Regions from separate parts of the Mus musculus genome. Here all the other regions are linked to region 3. The links are chromatin loops, found by intact Hi-C in ENCODE. Cell type or tissue: gastrocnemius. All regions are shown on one strand.

What was found. A loop is a pair of places that touch in the nucleus more often than their neighbours do. Peaks named below come from ENCODE experiments on the same cell type or tissue, not always from the same donor. Only the 100,000 strongest peaks of a DNase experiment are listed, where the experiment ranks them.
Region 1: it touches region 3 in a loop (3-fold over the local background); 32 of 42 quality-filtered maps call a loop at or near these places.
Region 2: it touches region 3 in a loop (9-fold over the local background); 22 of 42 quality-filtered maps call a loop at or near these places.

Annotation. Positions count from the first base shown.
Region 1 is chr8:94,938,199-94,946,198 of GRCm38, reverse strand. It overlaps Adgrg5 (adhesion G protein-coupled receptor G5), which reads right to left. Exons shown (of 12, transcript NM_001145972.1): 10 at 7,541-7,658; 11 at 4,417-4,694; 12 at 2,909-4,167. The coding sequence ends at 4,067. Among named protein-coding and RNA genes, the nearest start is that of Adgrg5, 19 kb to the right of the region's middle. In gastrocnemius, a CTCF peak has its summit at 3,420 (motif pointing left); DNase peaks (open chromatin) are centred at 1,913 and 3,398.
Region 2 is chr8:95,095,418-95,103,417 of GRCm38, reverse strand. Katnb1 (katanin p80 (WD40-containing) subunit B 1) reads right to left here. Exons shown (of 20, transcript NM_028805.2): 10 at 7,916-8,000; 11 at 7,622-7,812; 12 at 7,399-7,529; 13 at 7,012-7,062; 14 at 6,130-6,206; 15 at 5,900-6,019; 16 at 5,654-5,803; 17 at 5,387-5,463; 18 at 5,238-5,312; 19 at 4,983-5,099; 20 at 3,544-4,764. The coding sequence ends at 4,632. Kifc3 (kinesin family member C3) reads left to right here. Exons shown (of 22, transcript NM_001372314.1): 16 at 1-7; 17 at 626-755; 18 at 842-1,071; 19 at 1,272-1,406; 20 at 1,901-2,009; 21 at 2,745-2,771; 22 at 2,966-3,590. The coding sequence ends at 2,749. Among named protein-coding and RNA genes, the nearest start is that of Gm31224, 14 kb to the left of the region's middle. In gastrocnemius, CTCF peaks have their summits at 1,209 (motif pointing left) and 4,239 (motif pointing left); a DNase peak (open chromatin) is centred at 4,241.
Region 3 is chr8:95,199,531-95,207,530 of GRCm38, reverse strand. Gm31277 (a long non-coding RNA gene) reads right to left here and starts at 6,361. Exons shown (of 3, transcript XR_387940.3): 1 at 5,059-6,361; 2 at 2,991-3,240; 3 at 2,520-2,886. It also overlaps a transcript of Kifc3 not described here. In gastrocnemius, a CTCF peak has its summit at 3,391 (motif pointing right); DNase peaks (open chromatin) are centred at 3,399 and 5,179; H3K4me3 peaks cover 465 bases; H3K27ac peaks cover 1,084 bases.

The DNA.
Region 1 (8,000 bases), 260 kb after region 3:
CTTCTCCAGCCCCCCTCTTCTTCCTCCCCTCCTCCCCTTCTTCTCCTTCCTCCTCCTCCTCCTCTTCCTCTCCTCCTCTTCTCCAACCCACCTCTCTCCCTCTTCCTCTCCCTCCTCCTCCTCTTCTCCATCCACATCTCTCTCCTTCCCCATCCTCCTCTTCCTCCCCCTCTTCTCCACCCCGCCTCTCTCTCCCTCTCTCTCTTTCCACCCCATCCTTACTCATCTTACTTATATACACATCATGTCATTGCAGCTTTTATTCCTTTAAACATCTGTGGCCTCTTGGTGTCTGTTCTGTTGCCTCCTTTTCCTCTCTGTGGCCCTCCCCTCACGGTGGCCCTCCCCTCACGGTGGCTCACACGCCCGTGATTTGGGAAGATGGCTATGGAATCCTTTTGCTTGGCCTTACTCACAGAGCAAATCCCCTCCACCTAACCAAGGGGCTTCCCAACATCAGCTTCCTGGGAGCTTAATCTCAGCGGAGACTCTCCTTCCCATCCTCCCTACCCCTGACTCCCCTAAAGTCCACATGGGAAACTTGCTTTAGGAAACTCCATCCCACCAATGACCGGTTCAGATCGGCTCACCGACCCTCTCCTGCTCCCTTAAGCCCAAAGCCTCTGGCAAAACAAGGGTTGCAGCCCCCCACTTCTCACCTCCTTGTGTTTCTTCACAGTCCATGGTGCCAGCTGTCATATTTTGTATCCGTTTGCTAAACTGCTTCTTGTAGGACACCCCCACACTAGAATGTGATGACTTGTTCATTTATATATCCTTAGCAACTAGTGCAATGCCCAAAATATAAGTGTTAAAACCATTATATGATAGATGAATGAGCAAATGAGACACAGCACCTGTCTCCAGAACCCTCGCCGTCTGGCGGCTGAGCCAGACAGGGACAGCTAGTTGCAAGACGGAGGAATAACTTCTGCTATGGGGGAAGGGAGTGGAAAGAAAGCCCCATTCAGACTGGAGGTCGGGGACTCCTCTGTCCAGGCTGGAGGGGGTCAGGGTGTACCAAGCTGAGATGCTAAGATGCTAAGGATATGTAGCCATCATTCCACAAATGAAAGACATCAGGGACAGAGGGTGGGAGGTTCCAGGAAAAAAAAAAAAGGCCAGCCCAAAGATGAGAAGGAGAAATGAAAAGTGGTTTGGTATGGCAAGATGGAGGAAAGGGAACTGGGCGGGAGAGAGGTCACAGGTCAGGTCCTCTATGTTCCCAACATCCACTGGTAGTTTGGCAGTGAGGAGGAAGAGGATGTGGGATGCTTTAAGCTATGGACAGAACAGGCTGAGACTGCAGGGAGGGACCTTTCCTCCTGGTTCCGGGGAGGCCTGTAAGGAGGCTCTGTCCAGAGTGGGGCTGGTTCTGAGTGGGGCCGCTTGGGGTTTCTGCTGGCAAGAGGAAGAACATTCTGAGTGGGTTGAGAGTGGGCTGACTTGACGGGCAGAGGGGCTGCTCAGTTGGTATCGGTTGGGGTGATTTGAAAGATGGGTGATTTGAAAGATGAAGACTCCTGAGCCAATACTTTTTAATTAGGGTTGGATTTAGCAAACATAAAAATAGATATATGGGACAGGAGGCTGAATTTGAATTTTAGATAACCGAGTAACTTTTTAGAGTAAGGGTGTCTTCAAAAGTGGAATTCTTTTGCATTATCTCGAATTCTCTTTTCAACAGACTCCAGGGCCTTCCTGACCCCACATCTACTGTCAGCTTTTCACCAAATGGCCCCTCAGAGTCTTTCTCTGAGCAGTATCCCCAGACTCCATCCCCAGCCTTTCTCCCTTCCTCCCAGTCCAGGGGCTGGACAACCACCCAGACTAAGTCTGTTGGGAAGGCTGAAGGACAGCTAGACTAACCTGGCAGCGCATTCCTCTCTTGGCTGCTCCAACTCCCCACCCCCGCTGGGGTATTTACATGAAGTGCTACCCCAGAGCCTGGACCCCCAGTGGGGCTCAGAGCCACAGGCTTAGGATGTCACTCTAGCCACATCCTCCATTGGGTGGCTCTGGGCTTACTTGCTCTGAGAGGCCAGGCCCTGTGTGTGACACCTGAACCTTCCTTATCTATCCAGTTGTCCCAATTCCCATAATTCCTCAGCACCCTCATTAGCATGGAGACCCAGACCAAAGATCTCCGTGCTGGAATAGCCATGGGGATGTGGTGGAGGATACTGCCTGGAACCAGAGTGGGAATGAGGCCTTTCCTGTGGTGCAAATGGGGGAGGATTCGTGAAGGGTGTGATAAATGGACCAATGAAGGACTCAGGAACTGGGGGTAGAGATGTGGGCTAGCCTGAAGCTGCACTGTGTGAGGAACATCACTGGCACAGTAGATACCAGAAGGGCTGAGCAAGGTCCTCCTCCAAGAAAAGTGGGAGAGGAGGCCATAAAACAGCAATGGAAGGACCTGCCGGAGGAGGAGCTGTGTGGTCAAACAGCGCCTGAACAGCTCGCCTCCATTAAAGCTGTTAACAACAATAGGGGGCTGAAGAGATGGTCAATACATAAAAGCTTTTGTGCACAAACTGGAGGCCCTGAGCTTAGACCCCAGCACCTATGTAAAAAGCCAAGTATGGTCACAGGAGCCTGTAATCCTACAACTGGTGGAAGTGGGGGAGGGGGAAGGGGGTATCATGCGGGTGGCAAAAGTAGACTCCAGTTACTAGGTGATTACTGGGGTTGCTGGCTGTCAGCCCGGCTCCATGTTTGGTGAGAAGCCCTGTCTCGAGAGCATAAGACAAAGTCATAGAACAGGATACCCAACATCCTCCTCCGGCTTCAGTGCACATGTGCAAGGGTGCATAGGTGCACACACACCACACACACATGCACACCCAAATAGTAATACAAATACAGATCTCCCGACAGCAGTAACCATCTACTGAGACCTCACTGTGGTAAGGCTTGGGTGAATTCTTTCTTTTATTGAATCTTCCAAAGAGTTACTACTATTGTCCTCGCTGTGGATAGGGAAACTAAGGCACAGAGAGACTGAACGGCTTGTCCACAGCCACAGAGCTGGAATCTGAGCCCAGGCAACCTGGCTCAGAGCCTATCCCACTCTCCAGCCAGTGAAGAGCTAAGAATATAATGACCCAGAAACACCCAGAAAGGCAGAGAACCCTCTGTGGAGGATGGCATCCAGCTCTGATCCCCTTATTGTTCAAGTACATGTGTCTAACAGCTGGCATGGGACCTGAGAATCTACCCAACTAGCTGCCCTGGCGCCTGACAAAGCCCCTAAAGCGACCTTGGTCAGCTGCACAGGGAAAGAGACAATGGATGTGTGCTGGAGGTCCCCATTTACCTACTGGCCAAAGGGTTGTCCTCAGACAGGTAACATCTGCATTTCCAGGGGCAGTTTTGGCACCAATGCCTTGGCGTGCGGGCCAATGGCACCCCCTGCTGTCCATCCTGGGGATAGCACTGACTTAATAAACCCCTGGTCTTATTCCCACCTGGTCTGACAGGCAGCCCAGATGTTCTCCCGCTGTGGGCAGAGAGTTTGTAAATGTTGAACACACCACCCCACATCTACACAGTAGTATAGTATCTAGATCGCTCAAGCCCATCTGACTCAGTTTCAGGGAAAGAGAAAGAGGCCTGGTCTTGGCTGCTGGTCTATACCATCTGTGGGGGTTAGAAGAAGGAGGAAGGGCTAGATTTCCTGACCGTTGGAAAGATAGAAGGTTGACGTCATCAACACCTGGGACTGGTGAAAGAAAGAGTGGCCCCAAGCATAGGCCATGATCCTGTAAGTATCTGTAAGTGCTGAGCAGGGTGCAAGGTGTGGTTCAGTCTAGTCTAGCTTCCTGACTTCCAAGCTAGTTCTCTGTCCATAGCCTGGCCAATGGAGCTGCATCCAGACATGAAGGACCAGGATGAAGAGCCACACGCTGCCTTCCATCCCAGGTAATTCGGAGAGATGGAAAAGATCCCTGAAGGGTACAGTAGACTCTGTTGTCCCGCCGCCAGCCTACCACCTTCCCTGGAGGAGCCAAGACCATGGGCTGTTGGAAATAGTGAGGGCAGAGGCTGCAGGGCGGGAGCTGGGTCAGTGTGTCATCTGGGAGGAGCTGACTGCCTCCATCTCCGCCTTGGCTTCGGCATCCGAGTAACGCTTTTGTGAGCAGAACCACAGGAAGAGGAAGAAACCTGCAAGGCAGGCTGGTTAGTGAGAAGGTCGGAACCCAACAACCTCCTACTGGGGACAGAGGGACAGACAGACCTAGAGGGTACCAGGAGCTGTACCTCCATGCAGTTCAGAGGCAAGCCTCTCTTCTAGGTAAATGTGCCCCTAGACCAGCTTAAATGGAGCTGTGGGCTCAGTCATCGTCCACCCCTGGACCTCAGGGACTAGACCTGTCCCAGCGTCTGTGGCCCTGTGAGCTTCTGCAGACATACCATAGAGCGAGTTGAAGATGGTAAAGAGGAAGAGCTGAGGCAGCAGGAACACACCGAAGGAGAAGAAGGCTAGGGTCCAGGTGGTGCCAAGCAGCACAGTGAGACCCAACACCATGGCAGTGTCCCGGTAGGCCCAGGGACTCAGTGCCTTCTCCCGTGCCCGAAGCCTGCACAAGATCCACAGAGCCCAGGCCAGCACCACCAGGTTGAACAGAGATGTGAAGCCACCATAGCCCATGACCAGGATGCTGTGTACCATGGGACTTCGGATCCAGCACCTGCAGGGGGTGGGGGGGAAGGCCAGGATTAGCATGGCCCCCAAGACCTTCAGGAGGCCAAGTGCACCTGAGCCTTGGGACCAGCTCTTGTCCCTGTCTGGTCTTGATGTCCCATCAATCATAACTTGCCAGATAGTTCAAATATATGCCACAGCTCCTCTGCCCAGCTTCCCATCAGCCACCACGGCAGGATCACCTGTCACCTCTGCCCACTCCTCTCAACCAGGATGCCTTCAGCCTCAAATCTGACCCAACTGAACCTCCTCCCCTCCTCCTGCTGCTTCACGTCCTCCACGCCAACCTGAGCAACATTCTAGTGGATGGCTAGCCTGGGCTCTTGCTCTAGAAGATTCCTCTTCTAGCCTACACCCACCATTGTCATCATCTCAATCCCACCTTTGTGCAGAGGTAATCTTTGACCTTTGACCCACCTAGACCTGAGCTGTGTGTGAAGCACCACCCATGGATTGGCGGTAGGTGTTCTAGCATTTAAGAATGGTGGAGCGGATGAGCAGGTGGGAAATCCCACAGAGGGTACTGAACTTGAGGTCCCCCTGGACCCTGACCTCTCTAGGACATCTTCAGGACAGGTGCTCAGGTCAGAGACCACACCCCATGGCCAACGTAGGTCGCCCCAGGCAATCCTCGTGGTAGGCCAGCAGCAGGCACCTAATCATCTCCATTCTACAGTTAGGGAAACTGAGGTTTCTGCTCAGGAGCACATCCTGGTTAGCGGCAAAGGTAGGACTTGAAGCCCCTTGGTCTGGACACTGAGTCTGGATTCCTGTCACAGTCATGTATTTAGATCCCCCTGACTCCATCCTGGGGCCCTGACACTGGACTCACAGTGTTGCTGAACATCATTTATGGCCAGCAGTGAGCACCCTTTGTTTTTGCTGCTACAGAATATTCTAGCATGAAGGCTCTACCTCTGCTCACTACTTTAGCACCTCTGCTGCTGCATGACCGGACTGTATCTAAGGGGTGCTTTTTAAAATGTCATTTCAGTTTAAGGATGCAGACAGATAAAAGGTGGGTAGATGGGTAAATAGATGATTGATAGATAGATAGATAGATAGATAGATAGATGCATACATACATACATACATACATACATACATGAATAAATGGATGGATAAACACACAGACAGACACATATGTATGTAATACATACATAGATGGATAGATAGATAGATAGATAGATAGATGAATACACACATAGATAGATAGATGAGTAGCTAGATACACAGATTAATAGATGATAGATAGATAGATAGATAGATAGATAGATAGATAGATAGGTGCGTGGATGAATGGATAGATGATACATAGATACATAGAGTTAGTTCTATGGGCTTTTAATGGAAGATAAAAGTCACCAAAGCAGGATCATAATCTGAAGGACAGAAAGGGATGACACAGGGAAGCTGGTTGTAGTACAAAGGTTTCCGAACTCCTGGTGGCAGCCAGGAGCTAGAGATGGGCAATGTCCTGGGGGACCACCCTGAAGCTGCTGGTGGGCTGAGTCCCAGCTCTTAGTTGACAGCCTGGGACCTCATGGATGAGTTCGTGAGCTGTCCGTGCCTCAATGGCCCTATGAGGCTGGCAGAGAGGCTGAACCCTCACTGTGACCATTGAACATATACTCATCCACCGAGCCTACCCCACAAACCATCAGCCATTCTGAGCTGCCAGGGAGAGCCACAGAGGTGGGATGCTCAACTCTCCAGATAGCTTCATGAGGGTCTCACTAATTACTTTATTTATTGTTTGTATGTGTGTGGTGTGTGGAGGCATGTGTGCCAGGGCATGCACAGATGTGGTCAGAAGACAGCTTTTGGGAGTTGGTTCTCTCCTCCCACCATAAGTTCTGGGAATAAAACTTGGCTTGGGAGCTTTCTGCCTTTACCCACAGTGTCTCTCTCTCTCTCTCTCTCTCTCTCTCTCTCTCTCTCTCTCTCTCTCACACACACACACACACACACACACACACACACACACACACACACACCTGTCCATGGTTCTTTTTACACTACAATATTGCACCCAGCTGTTAGAAGTGTTCTGTAATGATAAGCCTGATGTCCTTGGATATAGAAAGCCACAGTAGAGTTTGTCTCTACCTCTGCTGACTCCCTGCAGGCCCTGAAGAGGCTAAACTCATCCCCCATAACATTCACCTCCCCTGAGTCTCACACCAGCTGCATGGGAGCTGGGATGCTGGCAATGTCTTGTGTTCTGTACAAGGAAGGGAGAGCTAAGCTGAGCCTGCAGCTAAACAAGATAGATAGATAGATAGATAGATAGATAGATAGATAGATAGATAGATAGATACATACATACATACATACATATATATATATACATACATGCATACATACATAGGTAGATATATAGATGGATAGATAGATAGATAGATAGATAGATAGATGGATGGATGGATGGATGGATGGATGGATGGATGGATGGATGTAAAGATAGGTGGGTGGCCTGAAGACACAGTAATCAATCAGGTACCAACCAAACTAAGTAGCTCTGGGACCTGCACTGGATGAAACCACAGGACCAACCCATTTGGCCATGTGATATACAGCCAAATGTTGCAAGGAGGCCCTCCTAACTGGTCCTAGAGACTCAGCAAGTATTGGTGTCCACTCTATGGCCTCCTAGTCAGTCAGCACAGAGCAGGTCTCCATGGCTGCAGAGGCCTCAGGGACACAGAAAGGGTGGCAGAACCCTGTGGAATCCCCCCCCCCATCAAAACCATGACCGCCTCTTTGCCCCTCAGCCATCAATCACTTCACCATAGAGGACCTCATGGCCCTCCTACCTCACCAGGCACTCACATGGACACATTCTGGAAGCCTGTGCCATTTTCCTGGCTTTTGGAGAGTGAGGTCACACAGGGTCCATACACTGAGCTCTTGATCATCAGAAGCAGCAGCACCAAGAGGGCTGGAAACCCTGAGGGGTGAGACAAAGACTCAGGAGGCCCCAAGACAACCCGGCTCTGATCCTCTGATCCTGTCTGGGCCTGGTGACAGAGGAGGGGTGCACGCTGTGCTGCTGAGCTGCAGCTCCAAACAACTTCCAGCCTCAGAGTCAGGACGTTTGTCTCAGAAGAGGCTCCCCTCTAAGGTGTTAATGAGATGCCAGGCTGAGTGGCAGCCGAGGTGGTGGTGGTGGTGGTAATGGTGACCTGAGATGTGGTAAGGAGCTAACAGGAGGTGGCATTGGTTGGGAAACTTGAAAGGAAATGGAGATGGGCTGAAGCAGTGATGGAGGGGTCTGTGATGGTGCTGATGT
Region 2 (8,000 bases), 100 kb after region 3:
CAACAAGGTAAGGTGTCCTGGGGAAGTGCTGGAGGCCCCGCTCACCAACAGCTGCTCTGGTGGACAGAACTGGGCTCCAGGTCCAAGGTGGGCTTTGCCACCACCTGACAATGCAGCTTAGGGGAGTCCCCAGGCCTCTCCAAGCCTGTCTCCTCATCTGAAAGGAAAGGCAGGTATAGGAGCACACCTGTAAAGCTAAGTCAGGAGAATTGTGAATCGGGAACCAGTCTGACTACCTAGCAAGACCCTCAGAGGCTTTCATGTGGCTGGGTGTACACAGCTTTAATGTCAGCACTTGGACAGAGGCAGGTGGATCTCTGCCAGATCAGTGAGTTCTACATAGTGAGTTCCAGGCCAGACAAGACTACAGAGACCTGATCTCAAAACAAAAAATTAAAAAGATAGCAAGATGTGATGCTGTCCACCCTTTTATCCCAGTATTTGAGAGGCAAAGGCAGGCAGATCTCTGAGCTAGAGGGCAGCTTGGTATACACACTATGACCTTGCCTCTGCCTAAAACCAAACAATAATAACAAAAACCTTGAAGAAACTTGAGTATCCAGGTAAAGCACATAGGGTGGCATTGCCCATCCCAAAGGAGCCCGCTCACTGCCTTTGCCCCCAGGTGTTTGAGTTTGGCTACAACAACCGCACCACCGAGTTCACCAACCTGAACGAACACAGCTCCCGCTCCCACGCTCTGCTCATCGTGACAGTGAGAGGTGTGGATTGCAGCACAGGCCTCCGCACCACGGGTGAGAGATGCACAGTGGCCATTCTGGTCAAGCCCTCCATCAGTATCTTTGGGGCAGCGCTGACCCACCCTCTGCTCTGCCTGCAGGGAAGCTGAACCTGGTGGACCTGGCTGGTTCAGAGCGTGTGGGCAAGTCGGGGGCTGAGGGCAACCGCCTGCGAGAGGCACAGCACATCAACAGGTCACTATCCGCCCTGGGGGACGTCATTGCTGCCCTGCGTTCTCGACAAGGCCATGTGCCCTTCCGCAATTCCAAACTCACCTACCTGCTGCAGGACTCACTCAGTGGTGACAGCAAGACCCTTATGGTGGTACAGGTGAGGGCCTGAGGTTCAGCAAGAGCCTCCCCAGGCTGCTGGCTCCCCCTACCCCCACATAGACCCCTACCAACATCCCCTTTTAGTACACAAGTTCCTCCCCATGTTCACTGCCCACAGTGGGCTCCCCTGACCAGAAACACCCTCTGGTGGCCATGCTGCTACCTCCTGTGCTGTACCATGAGCTCTCTGTCCCCTAGGTGTCCCCAGTGGAGAAGAACACCAGCGAGACTCTGTACTCCCTCAGATTTGCTGAGAGGGTTCGCTCTGTGGAGTTGGGCCCTGGGTCCCGCCGCACAGAGCTGGGTTCCTGGTCAAGCCAGGAGCACCTGGAGGTACTGGGGGATGGATGGGGTGGGGGAGGAGGGGAGAGGCTTCCATGAGTGAGACTCAGGCTGGTACCGAGTAGGGAAAGGGCAGACAGGCTGGTGTAGTGAGAGTAGAAGCTGCCACAAAGGTGGGTGAGGCCAGAGCTCAGGCGTGCTTCTGCTTTCTTGAGACGGTCTCACTATGTAGCGCTGACCGGCCTAGAGCTTGCTTTGGAGACCAGGCTAGCCTCAAACTCAGGAGACCTGACTGCTGAGATTAAGGGTGTATGCCCGTGACCCCTTCAGCCATCTTTGTCTTGGAGACCAGCAGTTGCCCATGGTAGATGCATTTTAAATTGTAGACAATGTTTAATTCCTGTCCCGTGACTTCTCAGGGCGGCAGGGTCATTAGTCCCCTCTGTAGATGAACAAACACTGTCAGAGAAGGGAAGCAGAGTGGTTGGAGATGAATGAGCTGGGGCAGCCTTGGCTCCCACACCCACTGGCATCTCTGCTCACAGTGGGAGCCGGCTTGCCAGACACCACAGCCTACAGCACGAGCCCACTCTGCCCCTGGCTCTGGGACCAGTAGCCGCCCAGGTTCCATCCGAAGGAAACTGCAGCCGTCAGGTAAGCCTGTCTAGAAGTGGACTGGATGGGAGGGCAGGAGGGAGCCAGGCTGTCCTTTCCTAGCTAAGGATAAGCTGTTTTATAAAGAGGGAGGAAGCAGCCTAGGAGCCAGGCCTAGCGGCTTCAGCCTGGAATCTCAGCTGCTCGGGAGGCTGACACAAGAGGAGTGGAGATTTGAGGCCAACCTGATCAGTAGTTTCCAAACAATCTAGAAAGGGTAGTTGGGCACGATAGTTTGTGCCTTGTGCCCCTGGCATTTGGGAGACAGAGGGAGAGGCAGAAGGAGCACGCTCTGAACTAGCATGGTTTACACAGTGAGGTCCAGGCTAGTGGAAGTTACATAGCGAGAATGTACCCCACAAAGGGAAGCTGCCTACTGAGCATATGGGAGCCCTGGGTTCCATCCTCAACTCCATAAAACCATGTTTAGAACTCGTCTCCTTCCCTTGCCTGCCTTGGGCAAGAGTCAGAAAGCTTTACTAAATCCCTGGAAAGGGACAGAGGGCCTGGCCCTAGAGGCTCCTAGCATGTGCTCCTGACTTGAGGCCCACACTGTGTATATAGGAGCCCTCACCTTGGTGGGGCTCCTCTGGTACCTGATTCTACCCACCTTCCACAAAGCAGTCCAGACATCCCCGGTGGAAAAGGGGGCCTGGCCCCTCACTGGGTCCAAAGGGGGTGGTGGCAGCTGGGCCAATCCCTCCCCAAGTGAGACATCTATCACTTTGATTTCAGCCTGACAGCTGGGGCTGCAGTCTCCAGGTAAGTGGGGGTCAGCGGCCTGGGGCTGCCCACCTGCTGCCTGCTGTTGGTTCAGGGCTCTGCCAGGGCTCTTGTACAGAGCCAGTCCTGCCTTCTGCTGCCCTGTCCATGTGCTTCTGCTGGCCTCCTGCATCTGCTAAGGGCAAGCCTCCTGAGGCCAGAGGCTGAGCGCTCCTTTTCTACTTTTTCTACAGGGAAGTTGAGGCCAGTGCCTGTGTGAAGATGTGCCACGCTGCCAGGCCCTGTGGCCTGGCGACCTGCTGTAACACCCACCTACCATGAATGCAGGAGATGGAGGCTCTCCCGCCCTGCCTCTCCTCAGAGATGAGAAACATGTTCAGAAGGAAGCGAGTCTCTGTGTGGCTCTGGGCACCCAAGCATGGGGCTTCTGGAAGGGCAGGGATGGCACTCTGCCTGGTGGTAGGCTTGGGAGTCTAGCCGTTGCTGGGAGGGTGGGCTCTCTCCCCACCTGGCCCTTGGGCTGGACTGTTCTCTACTAGTTGAGAAGACTTGAGGAACCAGCTGGGGGGTTAGGGAGAGCAAGAGCATCTCTATCTACCCTCCTGAGGAGGGGAGCCCTCACAGGGCATGTATATAATGTTCTAGGTGTATATAGAAGTCCTCACCCTGTCAGAGGTCTGGGCTATATTTATGGCTGGCAGAGGCCAGTGTGGAAGGGCTGGGTTCTGTTCATCTGCCTGACACCAGGCACTCTCCCTGCCCACTGATTCTCAACATGTTCCTCTCCCCAAATCCTATTTAAGAACTTTTGGAAGCTTAGCCATTTTTACTTATTAAAATGAATGTCTTTTTACACAAGTGCAATCTGAATCGTCAGTACTGGGAGACCCTATGGAGAGTGGGCATTGTGTACCCTGTTGCTCCCGTTGCTGGCTGACCATGCAGACTCCACAAGTTGTCACTGAAGACACTGTGTCCCCCATGCTTTTTATATCATTTCTAGCACCTTGCGGGCCCCTATAACCATTCCATCCCATTGCAGTATCACCTCATGTTACAGAAGGAAAACTAGGCTTCAAAGACCTGCTCATCCTGTGCCAGCCTTTCCTCCCAGTCTGGAACTGTAACTAGTAGTGACCTGATGTATGCGTTTGTATCTGGTCCCCGGTCCCAGCCCTGGAGAACAGGGCTTGCTAGGGCTCCTCCCTTCTTGCTGGCTGCATCAACAGGCTGTTCTGGAGCGCAGACTCTCAGGGATGCCACAAGTATAAAAGTAGTTTCCTGTGGCCTGTGAAAACCACTCTAGAATCTTCCAAGGTCATGCAACCATCGTGGTCTAGTCTCTGGTGGCATCCAGAGGTCAGAGGGAGAGTTATGACAGGCTCTTAGCCAATCTACCCAAGGACAATTGGGGGGGATGTGACATCTATGGCCTCACCTGTTCCATTTCCCCAAGTCAAGCTGACCAGGCAGCCCCTTGCTTCGTGCCTGGCACTCTGCTGGCCCCTGCTGGCCACAGATGGAGGCTGCACTGGGCCTGGAGTACGACAGTCTCTGCTTCCAGCGACCTCTAGGCAGGCCACAATGTGTCTGGGAGAGCCAGCGGATATTCCTCTCATAAGGAAGTCAGGAACAGTTATAAATTTAATAAATCTGCCTGATAATTTACAGCAGCAGCCCCGAGGCTGGAGTTGCCCTGAGCAGTAAGGGCTGTGCAAGACTGCAGCTGCTGCCGGAGAGGAGCTTAGTCCACAACCGAGGAGGTGGTCAGCAGGCTGGCAACCATGCCTCCAGGATGGCCAGCAGGGCAGGAATGGAGGCCAGGCTGAGGCTCGTGGGCCACAGGCATACAGCAAGTATGTATGTGTGAGGGCTGCGGGTGCTCCCACCGTGTGCTCCTCAGTCCAAACTGGCCATGAGTAGGTGCAGCTCACGGAAGGCACTGCCATGGCGGCCACTCAAACCCGACTTGCTCTTGACGAGGCCACTGATGCTCTTGAGTTGTTTGAAGCAGAGTCGACACTTGTGCAACCTGTAGGTCAAGAGGTAGCATCTCAGGATGCTCCCCTAACCACTCCAGTCCCTCCTAAGAGCACAAAAATATCCCCCAAGCCATGGCAGTGTGCAGGGACACAAAAAGCCCGTGCTCTGACATACAGCATCCTGAGCCACTCTCAGACACTGTTCTCTGTAAGCTGTTTGGGCACAGCCATGCACAAATGAGGCTAAGAACTACACCTTACCCCTTACCTCTCCTCTCGGCTGATGTCCACACCCACAGAGGGCGGGGCTGCCAAAATGTCAGTGATGAGGGGTAGGAACCGCTGCAGGATCAGCTTCAGGGAGGTGCACCCGGTCTGGACATAGCTTCAGGAACAAGATGGATGGAGTCATACACAGATGGTCAGAGAGGACAAAAGAGAGGGATCTTTCACAGATGGGCATATGCACACACACACACACCTATTTCCATTGACAGCTGCAGGGTTTGGAGGGACTCCCTACCTCTCATACTTGCTCTGCAGCAGTTTCTCGATCTGGGGCAGCACTGTGGTGCACAGGTCCAGCTTCCACAGGGAGCTAGAGAGACAGCTGGGTATGATGCCAGCAGCCGGCCCGACCACCCCATTCTCCTCCTCCTCGAGGCCACTTACGCTTTCTGATTGACAATGTTCAGGAGGTCCACTACCACAGACAGGTCATTGATGGCCACTGCAGAGTCCACTGATGTCTGCAGACAAGGTCCATTAAGAGGGCAGCATGGGATGGGAGTGGGCAGGGTTGGAGGCATGAAACAAACTGTGCCAACAGGAGGGCAAGGCGCAGCCTGACGTCAGTGCTCAGCTGATGGAAGCTGGCTGCTCTAACACAAGGTTGCCCTACCCCAGGGCCCCACCGTGTGGCTTCGGAGTCCCCCTCACCTTGATATCTCCTGTAGTCCATACAGCTCGGACAGTGTCCAGGTTCTTGTGGCGGCTGGTGAGCACCACAAACATGGTGTCGTGGCCTTTGCGTATCTGCGACATGGCATCCTCGTCCACCAGCTCTGCCTGCTGGGGGACCTTCACGGCCTGTGGGGATGGTACCCAGATGCTGGCACAGGCGCACATCGCACATTCATTCTCCTTTCAGCCCTCAACCCCACCTCTTGGGCAGGTCCCACTCACGGGCAAGAAGTCCGAGGCCTTTAAGCCAATGGGCTCATTCCGTGTGGCAGGGATGATGTCAGGTTCACCCTTGGGTGCAGGAGTGGAAGTCATGACTGACGGTCGTGCTGGGACCTCGAGCTGCAGGGAGCAGAGGCTGAGCCTACAGCAGCTGAGCATCCCTCAGCTCCTGACAGGAATGTCCCAACCCTGGCTCAGACCCACAGGGTGCCCTCTCTGCTCAGACGTACATTTGGCACCGGCAACTGCGGCAACTGCACATCCATGGCTGGGCTGGGTTTTGAGACCTCCTTCACTGTGGCTGCATCTAGGAGTAAAAAGAAAGGCTCAATGCCAGCCTACATGGACCTGGTGGAAAGAGGTCAGAGGGCAGGATGGGAATGCATGACATGAAAGGGAAGCAGGTGCCAGCAGATGGACAGAGGGGACCAGGGGGCTGGGAGCCCATCAGCAGGTGAGGGTCCTGGCAAGCTGAGGCAGGAGCTGTCCTTGGATGTGTGTGGATGGGACCCAACAGTTTCCAGACAATCCTGCCATCAGGAGTGCAGGATGTAAAACGGGCAGATGAGTGGGCAGTGAGCAGGAAACATTGTCAGTCTCATAAAGACAAAGAGGGGGGACTGAGTTCCCAAGGGCAGACAGGAGACAGATGCTTTGGAGGATAGACTCTTTGGCATCCCAAAGCCGACTGGATTTCTTCAGTCCCAAACTTCTGGCCAGGGGTCACTGTGTCTGGCCTCCAACTTGGCTCCCTGGCTCTTGCTCCAGGTCTGGGTTCTGATGACTGTCTAACTTCTCCCCACCCCAGCTTTTCTCTCCCTCTGCTCACCAGCCCTTAAACCTCAGAGTCCCCATCACGTCACGTCTGCGGTAGACCCCAGTCCTCAGTAGCATACACCCTAGGGGCATGTTTTTTCCCAAGCATTCAGGCATGGGCTTCAAAGAAGCACCTATCTCTGCCTTGCTTACACTGCCTCTAGGGCCGTCCCTGGGGTCAGATACATGGTAGGCACTTTTAGGTAAATATAGAGACAAGACCTAATTGGGTAGGGCAGGGTTTGGGCCAGGAGAGGCAAAGCTTGGTCCTTAGAGGCCAGCACTGCCCAACTCACCATCTTCTGGGGGTGCTGGGAAGGGCTCACTTCTCCGGGGTGGTGTCCGACCTGCCAAGGCAAAGGGGGCTGACACTTGGGTTCCCATGTGCTCTCTGGGAAGAGGCCCTGTATGTGGCTCAGGTCTTAAGATAGACACATGGCTAGAGAGTGGTCCCCAGCACATGCTCCTGGCTCCATGAGCCCATATACACCTATAGCCTGCTTAGAGCTGGGCAGAAGGTTGGCAGGAGCCACCAGCAAGTGGTGCCGCCTCTGCTACAGGTGTCCAGCTAGGTTTCTGGTTTTAGAATTCAGCCTGGTGCAAGAATGTGGACAGCGGGTAAGGTTTAGGGGGTACAGCACAGCAAGGTGCCAGGCTGTGAGGTGGGAGGGGTGTGGTCTCACTGATGCTGTTCTTGGGCTGGAAAATCTCATTGTAGTCCTCCGCGTTCTGGATCTCCGCCCGGGACTCTCGCTCGTCCCTGTCATCTTCGCTGCTGGGGCTGCGCCGCTCGCTCTCTGAGTTGTGCTTTACCCTAGCAGGTGCAGAGACAAGCAAAGAGGCCAAGGGCTGAGTATCCAGGTGCCTTCTTGGGACATACACCCTGCCGGGGCCATCAGCACCCACCTCTGAGGCTTGCTGCATGTCGTGCTGGGCCGCTCATAGATGCGGCGGAGGGAGACACCAGGGTTAGGGGTCTGTTGTGTCAGAGGCTGGTTAGCCTGCACAGGGTCCTGGGTCACAGTTCCCGTCCTGGTGACTCTCGTCAGGTCCACCACATAAGAGGAGACATTACTCTGGGAGAAAGCCACACCTATCTGCGGGACATGACAGAGTTGGTGTAGAGTGGGACTGGACCCCAGGGGCTCCTTAGGTAGGAGCGGGAGGGGGAGGGTGGAGGGTGGGTGACTTGACCCTCACCAGCTGGTCATTGCAGATGGCCAGGTCAGCCACCTTGCCCCAGTTGACAAGGACCACATCAAAGCAGCGCTCAGGTTCCCAGCCG
Region 3 (8,000 bases):
CGGATTTCTGAGTTCGAGGCCAGCCTGGTCTACAAAGTGAGCTCCAGGACAGTCAGGGCTATACAGAGAAACCCTGTCTCGAAAAAGAAAAAAAAAAAAAAGAAAGAAAGCAGGCTGAAAAACTGGGTGGTTCCTCACCTCACACCTTTAATCCCAGCAATGGGGAGGCAGAGGCAGGTGGATCTCTGAGTTCAAGGCCAGCCAGATCTACAGAGCTAGTTCTAGGACAGTCAGGATTTCACAGAGGAATCCTATCTTGAAAAACAAGAACAAAAACCAAAAGAGTAGGTGAGCAAACCATGGGGAGCAAGCTAGTAAGCAGCACCCCTCCGCGGGCTCTGCATCAGCTCCTGCCTCCAGGTTCCTGTCTTGAGTTCCTGCCCTGGATTTGCGGGATGACTAACTACAAGCTGTAAAATGAAATAAACCCTTCCTTCCCCGAGTTAATTTTGGTCATGGTGTTTTAGGACAGCAATAGAAACCCTAAGACACAAGCCTTTAGTTACCTCTAGGTGGAATCTAGAAAGAAAAAAATAATGATGTTGGGGGCTGGCGAGATCGTTTGGTGGGCAGTCCCACCAGATCTGAGAACCTGAGTTTGGTCCCTGGGACACACCCAGTAAGAGGGGAGAGCCCTTCAGGTTATCCTGTGACCCCCATTCTTACATGTTGTTACAGCTACACACACTAAATGAAGTGTAATAATGTGGGAGGGGTTAAGTTCAATTCCCAGCAACCACATGGTGGCTCACAACCATCTGTAATGGGACCCAATGTCCTCTTTGGGTGTGTCTGAGACAGTGACTGTGTACACACATACATAAAATAAGTAAGTAAATAAATAAATAAATCGTAAAAACAACAAAGAGTGCTTGCTGTGTTCTTGCAGAGGACCCAGACTGGGTTCCCAGGACTTACATGGTGGCTCATAACTGCCTGAAATCTTGGTTCTAGGGAATTCAATACTCTCTTCTGGCCTATAAGGGCAACAAACGTACGCATGGCGCCCATAGTATGTGTAAGCAAACAGTCATAAAATAAAAACAGATATTTAAAACAAGAGGTTGCTTAGAGTGGTGAATCTGTGAGTTTAAATGGTTACATTGCAGTGTAAGAATTGAAAGGGGAAATGGGAGTGAGCTTATGCTTGCCATGCAAATCACATTGCCTGACAAAAGAAATTATTTCTGAGTTAAATAATTCAATGATCTACTTCAATTTGTCACTAATAAGGTGACCCTTACAACTAACAAAACCCTCACATGAAATAGTGGGCGTCCCTGGAGGCTCACAGAACTCGTGGAAGGGAAGGCCTTGAACAACAGGGATAAGAAATGACATTTTCCAGCTGAGCCTTTGCGGGTGTGCTATCAGCCCTCGGAGCTGGCAGGTCCATTAATCAGGGGACACTTACATCCAGCAGGCTGGAAAAGACAAGCCTGAGCCACTGAGCGTTCGTTACAGAAAAAAAAAGAATTCTTGCAAAAAGCCTCAGGCAGGGCATTCTTATCAACGAGAAGAGAGGTAATGAGTTTGATGTCTATGGGGAGATGGAATTCCAAATGGAATTTCAGGCCCCGGCAGCAGAGTTGGGAGAATGAGACCACATTTACATTTCAATGGCAGGAACACAGAGGGTAATTTTTCATGTGTATTTAATGTATTTTAAACTACAAGCCCCGAGATTCTTTGTGAGTGTGCTCCTGCTTGGATTTTCTTACCAAGCTGATGATTTTGTACTGGGTTACAGTGCTATTTAAGCCCTGGTATAGCGTACATTTACTCATTTAAGACTTGTTTTCCAATGGGGGCTTGGACTATAATCTCAGCATTGTGGAGGCTGAGACAGGAGGATTTCTAGTTAGACACTACTTAGGGAACGTAGTGAAATCTTCTCTCAAAGAATACAGTAGATACAGCCAGTGAGATGGCTCAGCAGGTAAATGTGCTCTTTGTCCAATAGCTCCTGAGAGGACCCGTGTTCGATCCTTAGAGCCCACATGGAAGAGAACAAGAGAATGCCCACCTCTGCACACACGCCATGACACACACATCCCTCCTCACACAAATAAACAGACAGGAAGGAAACAGAGGCAGGTGAATATGAGTTCCAGAACAGCCAGGGTTATACAAGGGAACCCTATATAGAAAAGCCTGTGTGTGTGTGTGTGTGTGTGTGTGTGTGTGTGTGTGTGTGTGTGTGTGGAATAAGGATGTAAGAGAGGGAAATTATAAAATAAAGACTAAGAGTCAGGCATAGTGTCTCATGGTAAAGAGGTAAAGATTTAGGGCAAGCCTTTGCTACATATTGAATTTGAGGTCTTATTAGGATCAACCCAGGCTACATGAGCCCTTGTCACAAATAAATAGATAAATTGTTTATCCACTCTGGGTATCTGAGGGGTGGAGCCCCTGCCTAGAGTGTTTGAGGCCCCAGGTTTGATCCAGCACCACAGAACCCAACAAAACATTGTGTTTTCAAACTCTTTCTTGATTTATCAGATAAAATGGAGCTGATCTAAGTAGAACATGTTATCCTTTATGTAACTGTATGAGCCGCAGGAGAGGCCCGGCTCTTGAATTTACAGGTCGGGGCATATGTTGAATGGAAGATAAAATACAAAAATCAGGTACAGGCCTGCCTCAGAAGTCCGTGGCCCATAACTCAGGGTGTTCTGGCACCAGTTTCTGACACACCTGTACCCAGAGACCCAGCCCCTTTCTTCAGAGCTGGCTCCAAACTCGTGCCATAGTGAGGCTGACCACTTTCCTCGTGTGGTTTCTCATGTCAGTCAATTTCGGGTTGGTTGTATTTGTGCCGAGGAGGTGTCTGGAGACGACATTCACTGGCTGTGCCTCTCCCCTGTCATTTCTGTGCACCCATGCCTGTCAGTACAAAGTGGCATTAGTTAGTTTGGACAGTGAAACAACTGCGTAAAGTGACCTCATTTCAACAGCATGCGATGTGGTTCCTGTCACTCTAAACGCACTTGGCTTTCATGAGATCCCAGTGAGGTAAGACAGAAAACGGTAGATCTGTAAGTCGTCATTATTTGCGGAGGCAGGAGGATGGCAGCTTCAAAGCTTGTCTGGGAAACTTTGTGAGACCCTGTCTCAAAAAGATACAAAAAGGCGGGAGACTAAGCCTGGTGGTGCAGACCTGCGATCCCAGCAATCCGGAAGGGGAGGGGAGAGCATCAGAAGTTTGGGGTCATTCATCCTCAGCCACACAGTGGGACCCTGAAGGGAGGAAGACAGACAGAGAGGCTAATTGAAAACACAAGAATTGCCTTGTCCGTTGTAGACCTGTCCTAATTTCTGGTTCCCTCCCTGGCTGGCAACTGAGCTGGTGGGTTCCCCCCCTCCCTTCCTCCGCGACCACTTCCTCAAAACGGCCACTAGGTGGCGCCAAGATCACGGTTGTCATTCCCAGAGACCCTAGGCGTGTGGAAGCCTAGGCTGGAGACAACGGGACCCAGTCAAGGTTACAAAAATTTTGTTTCAAAAACGAGGAAATTAGTAATTAAAAGCCTCATATATCTCTCCCAGTAATCTGTTCCAACATCATCACACCATCCAGGAAGGAGCAGAGATCTGAAGTAAGAGTGGGGTTTGCCATGAAGGAGCACTGTGGTTGCTTCTTCAGGCTTCCCCTCTCCTGGCCTTGCAGAACTGTCTAAAAAAGAAGTGTGTGTGTGTGTGGGGGGGGGACGGGACGACGACAGGAAAACAATTTTCTTTCTCTTTTCTCTCCTTTCTTTCTTTTTCTTTTTCTTTTTTTTTTTTTCACCACAGGGTTCTCTGTATAAGTCCGGCTCTCCTGGAACTAGCTCTGTAAACCAGGCTGGCCTCAAACTCACAGAGATCTGCCTATAGCCACCACTTCCCAGTGCAAAACAAAAATTTTAAAATAGCCTATCATGGTGACTTACACCTTCAATTCCAGCCGGCACTCAGGAGGCTGAGGCAAAAGGATTATGGTGAGCTGGTGGCCAGCCTAGGCTACACAGTTTTGGTCCAGTTTGAGCTTCAGTGTGAGACCGTCTCGTCAAACCAAAATAACAAATACAGAAAAACTTAGTAGAAGCAATGATCAGATAACTTTTGCTTTGCATGGTGCCAGAGAAAATTGAGAGTATGAGGTGAGGGTTATAGAAAGTCACCCTCCCCTAAGAAAGAAAAGCAATGAAGACCACACAAGTACGGCATAAATGAGCTGTTCTGATAGAAGTGATTGTAATCAGCTGTGTGAAGATTGGGACTTGCTTTTATGGTGCTGAGGACAGAGCCCAGGGCCTCACTTATACCAGGCCTATACTCTGCTCTGAACCATGGTCCCCCACTCTTTGCGACAGGATTTTAAAAAGGAAGGGGTTTGGTTTTGTTTCTGTTTATTGCCACAAGGTCTTAACTTGTTATTTGGCCCAAGCCGGCCTTGAACTTCAAATCCTCCCGCTTTAGCCCCTGGAATGTCAAGTTGGGAAGATTGTGGTGAGACAGCACTAGACACTGAAAGACACGGGGGTTTTTGCAGGCTCAAAACAGTGTGTTCCAGTCCTTGTTGGTTGGACGGTGCTTTCTGAAGTCTTGGTTGGTTGTGAGTGATAACTAAAGGACACCGGGCAGGAAGGAGGGGACGGCTGCCGAGCCTCCAGGGAGGTGCTCTGCTTAGGAATTTGGACTTTAGCCTGAAGGCTGTAGGGCAGTCGGGAAGGCAGCTCGCTCAGGCAATGTTCTGGGCCGAGCAGCTGTTTGGAAAGAGGACCCTGGCAGGCTCCTGGAGCTCCAGAGACAAAGACAGGCCAGAAGTGGAGACTGGAGTCACACGGCAGAATAAGGTGAGGACCGGGCCGTGGGGCAGTGGGAAGGAGGTGGGGAGGCAGAGAGAGGTTTCAGGTAAGACGGGTTTCTCTGGCAGGGACTAGAGGCTCGCTCGCTATGCTTCTGGGGCTCAAGTTACTTATCAGGTCATGAAGAAAAAAAAAAGATTTTAATTAAATGTTTGTCTTTGAGGGCTGAGATTTCAGGGATTGCTTCTTCAAATTAACATGTACTTACTTGAGTATATGCGTGCTTCTGCACACGCAGGATCACACATGGACGTATGGCCAGTTGGTAGGAAACAGTTCTCTCCTTCCCACGAGCCCTGGGAGGACCAAACGCTGGCCTTCTGCCTGGCGACAGGTGTTCTTATTTGCTGAGCCATTTCACAGGCCCCTGGGAAGGCCTTTTAGCATAATGACATTCCAAATGGATGGACATGCAGTGCTTTTAGGTAATAATCTCTCAACTAAAGGGACCCACTCTAGAATAGTCCCCAGCCCTACTCTGCCCACAGCATTGATCAGAGTAATATAAAGACCTCCCCAGGCCTGGGAATCTAGGGAAATGATAGACCTGACCGCCCAGCACACACAAGGTCAGGGTTCCATTGCTAGCACCGTGACTCCCCAAACTGATAACCTCCCCTTCCCATCTTCATGGTCTTCTTCTTCCAGAATATACACTAATATTTCCTCCTCCTCCTCCTCCTCCTCCTCTTCTTCCTCCTCCTCCTCCTTGGCTAGCCTACCTAGACTCATCATGTACACCAGGCTGCCTCTCACTCACAGAGATCGACCCCCACCTCCCTGCAACTGGGATTAAAGACATTCATCAACACACGCAGCTATAGTGTGCTTAATTACCCCAGTTCTGCTGCTCTGGGAACCCTCTTCCTCTGGCGGCCCCCACTGATGAGGCTGACGACATAATTCCTCTCTCCTTGGCTCAGTCACTGGAGATCGGCCTGAAGTGGCCTTCGTGGTAGACAGCTAGGCTAGCCTTGCACTGGATGGGCAGAATGTCATGGGAATGGAGAAAGAGGGCCGTTTGGGGGTGGCCCTGGCTATCTAGAAATATTTCCCAATGCAGAATGCCCTGCTTCCTTTGGGCCAGGTCAAGCACTGATGAGCCCATCAGTACTCGGGTCACTTTGCATCTCCAACTAAAACTTCTGCAAACTGAATCAAAGTGCAGTGTGCCAGGGAAGCTGGGGCAAATGCTGTCCCTTTGGGTGTTTGAAGCTCCCGATGGGTTTGCTGGCGTTATACAGGCTTCTGAACCGGTTTGGTGTTTCCCGAGAGAGTCGGCATTCGATCCTGCTTGTTCATATTGTTGTTTTGCCTTGTTCTTTTTGTGAGGGAGCCCAGGCTGGCCTTGAACTCACCACATAGCCCAATCTGGCTGCCACACTTCCATCCTCCTGCCTCATGTGTAGGCATGGGTCAGCATTTTCCTCTCTCCTTTGGCTTGCATTTTTCAGGGCTTGCACTGTGCCTGGAATGTTGATCTGGGCTCCCATGGAGCCTCCAGAGAGTAACAAGATAAGAACTCAGGTGACTGAGGCTGGAGAGATGGCTCAGCTGTTAAAAGCTCCTCCAGAGGTCATGAGTTCAAATCCCAGCAGCCACGTGGTGGCTCACAACCATCCGTAATGAGATCTGATGCCCTCTTCTGGTGTGTCTGAAGACAGCTACAGTGTACTTACATATAATAAATAAATAAATCTTTTTAAAAAAGAACTCAAGAGACATGCTAGGACCTTAGGGCAGGTTCTTCCCTGGGACTAGAGAGCCACTTCTGAATTCATTCATAAGTGTCTAGTCCAATAAACACTTAGTAAATAGGCATGGAGAGAAAGGCCTTGGGGGTTTGGGGGGGTGGGGTGGGGCTCTTTCTCTCTTTTTTTTTTTTTTTAAGACAGGTTTTCTCTCTGTGTAGCCCTGGCTGTCCTGAAGCTCACTCTATAGACCAGGCTGGCCTCAAGTGCAGAGATCCACCTGCCTCTGCCTCCTGAATGCTGGGATTAAAGGTGTGCGCCACCACTATCCAGCAAGGGATGCCTCTTTAACTGAGATCTGACGGTGGAAGAAACTGCTGTATATGGAGCTGCTAGGCACAGGCAGGCCTGAGGAGACCCACCCACCCCTCCTGCCAGATGGGCTTTCAGAACCTCATTTACCTTTTCTTCGTGTCTGCAGACACTGCCAACCAACACTTCAGGTTCCCATGGAACTGTTTCACCTTTAGGAAAGAGGTTTCCTATCCATGGACCCTTTGCCCTTCCAGCCTGCAGTTTCCTTGGGAACCCTGGCTCTGGCCAACTGTATTTGATTTGTGTGGATTGAGAAACTGCACTATAGTTAGAGAGGAGCTGGGGTTCAGTGACAAAGGGGAGTACGTAAGCTTGTGTCATTCAAGTTAGTTTGGTCTTTCTACACTTCACTCCGCCTTTCCATGGTTTCCAAGAAAGGACTAGGAGACTTTCGTCAGAACTGAGTGTGTGCCGGCAGCAGTCGTGGGCGGAGGCGTGTGCATGTGAGTACAGGGGCCACCACTGGAGGCTGGAGTTATTGGGTTCCCTGGAGCTGGGGTTACAGGCAGCGGTGAGCATTTCAGTGTGGGTGTGGGAAGCAAACTCCAGTCCTCTAGAAGAGCAGCGATTGTTTTTAACCTCTGCACTCTCTTCCCAGTCCCTTCCTTACTCCATCTGACAGGGCCATAGGTAACCCAGACTTGCTTTATCACCAAGGGTGACCTTGAACTTCTGATCCTCCTATCCCCACCTTCCAAGTCCGAGTTTGTAACACTACACTTGGCTGCCGTGTTTTTCAAAAAAAAAAAAAAAAAAAAAAAAAGAAGCCAACCTTATTATTAGTTATTTTAGTTACCTACGGTTGTTTGCCCCTTGTGACTCCTGGCATGACTTCGGAGTATGAGGGAAATTTCTAAGGTCAATGTGGAGGGCATAATTGTGGGGTCTGTTTCTGAGAGCTGAATGGAAAGAACTATAATTAGCATTTCATTAAGTGACTTTTTTTTTTTTTTTTTTGCTTTGTGAGCTTTTTATGTGTAGGGTGGGCTGGGGCTTGAATCAAATATAGTAGGCAGGGCTTCAGTGTGCTAGAAATTTCTCTGTGGTGAATCCCCCGCCCCCCATTCTGAATTAAAAGACATCC